Regions from separate parts of the Homo sapiens genome. Here region 1 is linked to region 2. A link is a loop called in an ENCODE intact Hi-C map of the cell type or tissue named here. Cell type or tissue: heart right ventricle. All regions are shown on one strand. Each heading gives the region's core, and the rest is flanking DNA. Links, peaks and the distances in the headings are about the cores only. Region 1 overlaps FGF14 (fibroblast growth factor 14). Region 2 overlaps FGF14 (fibroblast growth factor 14).

Region 1 (2,932 bases), core at 156-2,655, 70 kb before region 2:
AATGGAGAAGGTTACCTCTACCCATCAGTAAGTAAGACGCCAAAGATCTCGGCCATTCGTTCAATGCATGTAAAATAACAATGGCAGCAACAACAAAAAGAAAGTTCTATGTCTGTTGTTTCTGCCAGTTTTTGCCTTAGTATTTGATCTTTGCGAGAATGCTTAGAAGCTGTTTATTATTCACCAGTGTTTAGTAATATGAGTTTATCTAAAGGAAGTGTAATACTATGTCTTAAATAGTGCTTTTGCCATATTTTAAAAAATAACCTAGTATACACGTGAATCTAATCTTTTGTATTTCTAGTTAGAAATGCACTTATCTTAGAGAGTTTCTTATAATGTTTTTAAAAGAAACAATATGAATTCTAAAAAAAGAGAAAAGTAAAAGGAGAGTATTTTCTAAAGTAAGAATTCAAATTGTGTGGATATTTTACTGAAAAAATAACTACTTATAATATTGAAATGTGTATTTCTTGCAAGCCTCTGTGTTTTGTGGTAATATTTATTGGAAGCTGAGCACTTTTCTAGCCATATGACCTCTTCTGAAATATTTTCTATTTACAACCGATTTGCACTCAGATATGCTGTATTCATGCATATAATGTAGTTAGAATTTATTTCTGCCACAGGTTTAAGCAGTAAAGACTTAAAGGTGCTTTTTTCTATTATCCCTTGAGCAAAAATTGATAAAGTCTTAAATGCATTAAAATATGCTCTTACATGTCATCCTCATGTAAATTCGTTGAAACTCTGTCATTGTTAAATATCACCACCAACAAAACTATAGATAAATATACACATATTGTGTGTGTGCGCGTGTGTGTGTGTGTGTGTGTGTGTGTGTGTGTGTGTGTGTGTGTGTCTTAAACAGAAACATTCTCCAGGGGGCCTCCCAGAAAATGTAATCTATTTTCTTCAGTCAATTTGGGAAATCCTGTCACAGGGAAATGAAGTCTGCGCTGTGGATTCCCTTCATGCTGAGCTCAAAAGTGCTGGCTCTTCTTATTCTGAGTTCCCTGAAGGGTGTTCCCACACAGAGAACTGGGTCCCACATTATGCAAATTGTGTTCTCTCGCACAAGACGAATATGCAGCATGTTGCCAGCAGGATCAAGCTAGAATTCCCTATGCTCCCTTTAGAAAAAATTAAATACGAAAAGGATTACTTTCTAGAGATGCTTTATTTTCAGATACAGCTCAATCTTTTTGATTTGGAACTTGCTCTGTTATTTTTGTTTCTTTATCTTCTTCCCAAGTAATATTTTAGGGGCCTAAACATCATTAGATGCAGTGTCTACTGTAGCTTCTAGTTCTATCTTTCTGTTAGTAATTGTATCACATTGCTGTACTCTGATACATATGTTGATGACAGGGAAATTGAAATATTTGTTTTATCTTTGTGCTGCTGAGAGAGTTGCTTTTTATTTATTTATTTTTTGTCATGTGGTTGTAAATGTATGCCATTCTTTTTTAAAGGTAGGGTATATCATTTTGAGTATGTGTCTTAGCCTAAAATAAAAGTATTGATTATGCTTGGTGCAGGCTAAGCAGTAGGAATAGAAACAAGAAATGTGTTAACTGCCAAGTCCAGTCCCCTGCATTTTAAATATGGTTTCCGCATGCAGAAATCAGATCTCATGAGGGTCACTGCGTGCAATAGCATTTGCCCAGGGTGAGTCCCGGGAACAATTTAAGGCTTGTTACTGGGTACGTTGTTCTCTCCTCTCCCTTCTTCCTTCTGATTCTCCAGTTGCTTGGCTTCCAGGCCTCCCCTTTGGTGGCTTTATTCTCTGACTTACAGATGTTGGTGTTCTCCTCTTCCCATCCTTGACTCTTTGTTCTGAACCCAAAGTCTGGTAAGAGACACAGTTCACTCAGCCCCTACCCTAAGGGATCTCCTGTGCCTAGGCCAGGCCACTGTATGTCTTAGCCATCTTTGGAAAGAGGACTTGGATAAAAACCAAAAGCGATTATGAATCTATATCAGTACCTCCTAATTAAACTGCTCTGTTTATTTCAATGTAAAAAAATTTGAACTTCAAATATTTCAGTACAAATAATTATCTGCAAGTATTTATTCCATAATTTGTTACTGAGAGCCTACTAAAATAGTAATATAGAGCACAATATAGCAATTATTATCCTATAAAATAATAGCTATATCTATACAATAACAATAGTGATGATATTTGTACAATCCACTCTGTCTAGCACTGTTCTAAGCACTTTACCTGTATTAGCTCATTTAATTATCCCAATAACCTTTTATAAGCAAATATTATTAAAATAAGGACACTGATATACAGAGAGTTTAAGAATCTGCCCAAAGTCACTCAGGTGGTAGATAGAAAAGATAAGATTGGAGCATAGTTAGTATGACTCATTAGCTTACATTTTTAACTGTTTTATTATCACTGCTTTTATGTGCCAGACATTTTTTCATAATATGGTCTGACACCTTTTCTAACAAGAAGTTATAAACACATTATGATGTAATGAAAAACTTTTAGGGAATTGTTACCTAGGAAATAAACTGTATTTCAGTGCAATTATTGAGAAGTATAATTTCAAACATAATCTGTTTCCTTTAAAGATTTTTGAGTTAAAATTAAAATAATAGAAAATTTGTCAAGAAAAAGTTTGATATTATATTATGGGTATTAATTTTTTTTATATTTATTACATTTAACATTTAAGCTTTAAGTTTTAAAAGCCATGACAAACGTTGTTAACCCAACTAAGAAGTTTTGAACTAAGATGAGTAAATTTTTGAAAAAATGACAGCTCCAGTCAAGCTCAGATTTAAAGAAAGAAGTTAATGGAGATTTAAATCAGACAAATGAAGTCATCCATTCTAAGTTTATCCTAATTTTTTAAAAAGTTAATTTAATTTTTGTGCAGTGTAAACTAGAGTCTAATATGAAATTGATTTT
Region 2 (2,932 bases), core at 244-2,743:
ATTTGAAATAAGAAAGATCAGACAGGGAGAAAAAAAGTCTCCAACCTCCCATTCCCAAATGGACTTCAGGTAAAGAAAAAGCCAAATTATGCTGAGACTTGAGTAGATGTTGAACAATTGTGTACACTCATGTTGCATAAAAAATTCGCTGGAAGTCATTCGTATGCAGCAAATAGTTATTTTGTGTTTACCGTATATGTATGAGGCAATCTTTACCTTAGATTAACTCATTGAGAAATGATTAATGCTCTAATTATTTATACATCTGCCGAGTAGCAGAATACTGTATAGTTTTAGGAAACAACACTTTAAAACTGCAGTTAGCTCAGAATTTTGCAAATGTCATGCCAAGGTCGTTGATGAAGCTGACTTTCTCACTGCTTACGCCAGCCTGCACAGTCATAAGTTTAGTGTATACACACAAACACTCACAAATACACATTTCACTTCCTTAATCCTACATTTCAGTGACTTAAATAAGCACATATCTAAACAGCCTTCCCTTAGACACAGGCAAATGCAACCCATGATTCCACACAGCCCTTAAAATGGCAACTCGCAAGATGTACACAATTTTAAAATTGTATTAGCCTATTCATAGCAAGATTCTTCATTAACCTATGTGCATATTCAATGTTGACCACATGCCCCCCAACCCCACCCACCAAAAGACCAGTTAGAGATCTGAGATGTGGAAGAGTGCTATTCAGTTTAGATATTTTTTTCTCATCTATTACTTTCTAGATGAACTGTCATGAGTTAAAATGTCAATAAGGACACCTGTTTATGATCAACATAATTGAGCTATTTTAATCTCAAACTACTTCATCGTTAAGATAGTTTTCAGCTCAGAGGCTGAGATAAAGACCCAGCCAGTTTTCTAGGACACACATCATTAATTAGAAAACAAATTCTTACCTCCTTCCTTGTTGGTTTTACTTACAGGACAGGAAACATCTCTATGGAATTAAATTGCTCACTACATGCTCCTAATATGTTTTGTTTTTATGCTTACTCCAGGGAAAACTGTGAGACATGTTGAGACCAGGATTTGTTGTTTTCTTTTGATAGAAAAACATAGCGATTCAAGTCAGCTTTTTTCTTTTATTAGAATGCAAAGTTCCTTAAGATCAAATACAAAAAAACAGAGTCATTTAAAAGTACTGAAAGGATATAAAAGGGAAGACATTTTAAACTACAGCTTATCGAAGAACAGCGAGTAACGTTAGCAAGTACTTTCGTAACTTTCAAATCTTACCATTTACTGATAAATATCATGAGTTTTCCAAATTCTTTGTTGTTGTCTTTATGTCTTTGAACAAAAGACTGCTTTTTGAAACAACTTCAAGACAATGATTATTGAACAAATGATTATTTGGTTTTTTGAAGGTTCCTAATTTCCAAGCTAACATTTTCTTATTGACTCTAACCATCTCTGTTTCTACTGAGGTTGAACACACACACACACACACACACACACACACACACACACACACACACATCAATTCATGACATTCTCTTTAGTTAGTGCCTAAGGTTGCAAATCTTCATTTTCTTTGGTCAGATAATACATTTTCATAATGAACAAATGGAGTGCAACTCTCAAAGCCAGTACCTAACACTGGAAAGCAAAGGCTGAAATCAAAGCTTGGTCAGCCTGCTAATATGATGCGCTCTCTGTCGACTAATCACCTTCCAATAAATATTTGTTCTGTTAACTTCTACTGTGGCTCCTCCCTCATGCCCAACCCTACCATTTATATACTGTAGATATTTTATGAGAAAATTGACCCCTGTTTATGTGCGTCATTCCAGTCACCAACAAACACACCTTTATAAAGGACGCACAATTACATGTGACAAATTAATTGGTCATTTCATTTTGTGTCCAGAAAGTACTCTTTGAGGAACCATAGGGCAAGAGCTGTCCTAGCCACCCTGTCTATAAAGATAAATAAACTTAACCCGTATACTCCAGCATCCTGCTACCTAGAAGGAAAAACCAGAAGCATAAACAATTAAAAGTGATGTAGCATAGAATATGTTGTAATTCAAGAAAAATGCATTCAGTAAGTTTACAAAGAAACAACAACTGTGTTTGCACACACACTGTCTCATGTTGTAAGGTGGGTATTATAATTCTAATTTTAAATATGAGAAAAAGAAGACTTGCGAGAATATTTCCCAAGCTGATAGGCAGTGGAGTTGGGTGCTGGGTCTGGCTTTTGTAATTCCAGCCCCAAGCCCTGCACCACAGAGAAGATAGTTATCCCGTGGAGGTCAGGATTTGGAAATATTTGGCCAAGGAGGCCCTGATTAATCTGGACATAGAAAGTAGAGCAATAGCTTGAATGACCTTGCAGGAGGGGACAGCAATCAGGATATTTTTGTCTGCTAGGGCTGCCGTAACAATGTACTACCAACCGGGGGGCTTAAAGCACAGAAATGTATTTTTTTCACAGTTTTGGAGGCTGGAATTCTGAAATCAAGGTGCCGGCAGGATTGTTTCTTCTGAGGCCTCTCTCCTTCACTCATAGCTGGCTGTCATCTCTTGTGTCTTTTCATAGTCATTCCTCTCTGAATGCCTATGTACAAATCTCCTCTTTTTATAAGGATACCAATACTATTGGATTAGGGCCTATCTTCATGATCGTATTTGTCTTTAATTGCCCCTTTAAGACCCTGTCTTCAAATACAGTTGTACTCTGAAGTGGTAGGGGTATGGACTTCAATATATGAATTTGGGGGGAATATAATTTATCCCATAACTGATGGTAAGAGGCCACAAAAACAAAATATGGGGGCATAAGGACCCCCCAGTGCATGCTCAGGCTCAACATTATAGCAGAGTAGACACAGAACAGTATGGAAGGTGAGCACCAAGATATAAAGGGTCAGGGGAGGCAGGATCAGAGTGGAGAGATCTGGAAGG

Evidence for each region. Peaks named below come from ENCODE experiments on the same cell type or tissue, not always from the same donor. Only the 100,000 strongest peaks of a DNase experiment are listed, where the experiment ranks them.
Region 1: it touches region 2 in a loop (4-fold over the local background); 4 of 110 quality-filtered maps call a loop at or near these places.

The regions. Positions count from the first base shown.
Region 1 is chr13:101,865,820-101,868,751 of GRCh38, reverse strand. It overlaps FGF14 (fibroblast growth factor 14), which reads left to right. Exons shown (of 5, transcript NM_004115.4): 3 at 1-27. Among named protein-coding and RNA genes, the nearest start is that of FGF14, 50 kb to the left of the region's middle. In heart right ventricle, for the core only: no CTCF peak of the experiment used is centred there; no DNase peak of the experiment used is centred there; H3K4me3 peaks cover 1,172 bases; H3K27ac peaks cover 2,430 bases.
Region 2 is chr13:101,796,305-101,799,236 of GRCh38, reverse strand. All of the region lies in intron 3 of FGF14 (fibroblast growth factor 14), which reads left to right. Among named protein-coding and RNA genes, the nearest start is that of FGF14, 120 kb to the left of the region's middle. In heart right ventricle, for the core only: no CTCF peak of the experiment used is centred there; no DNase peak of the experiment used is centred there; H3K27ac peaks cover 400 bases.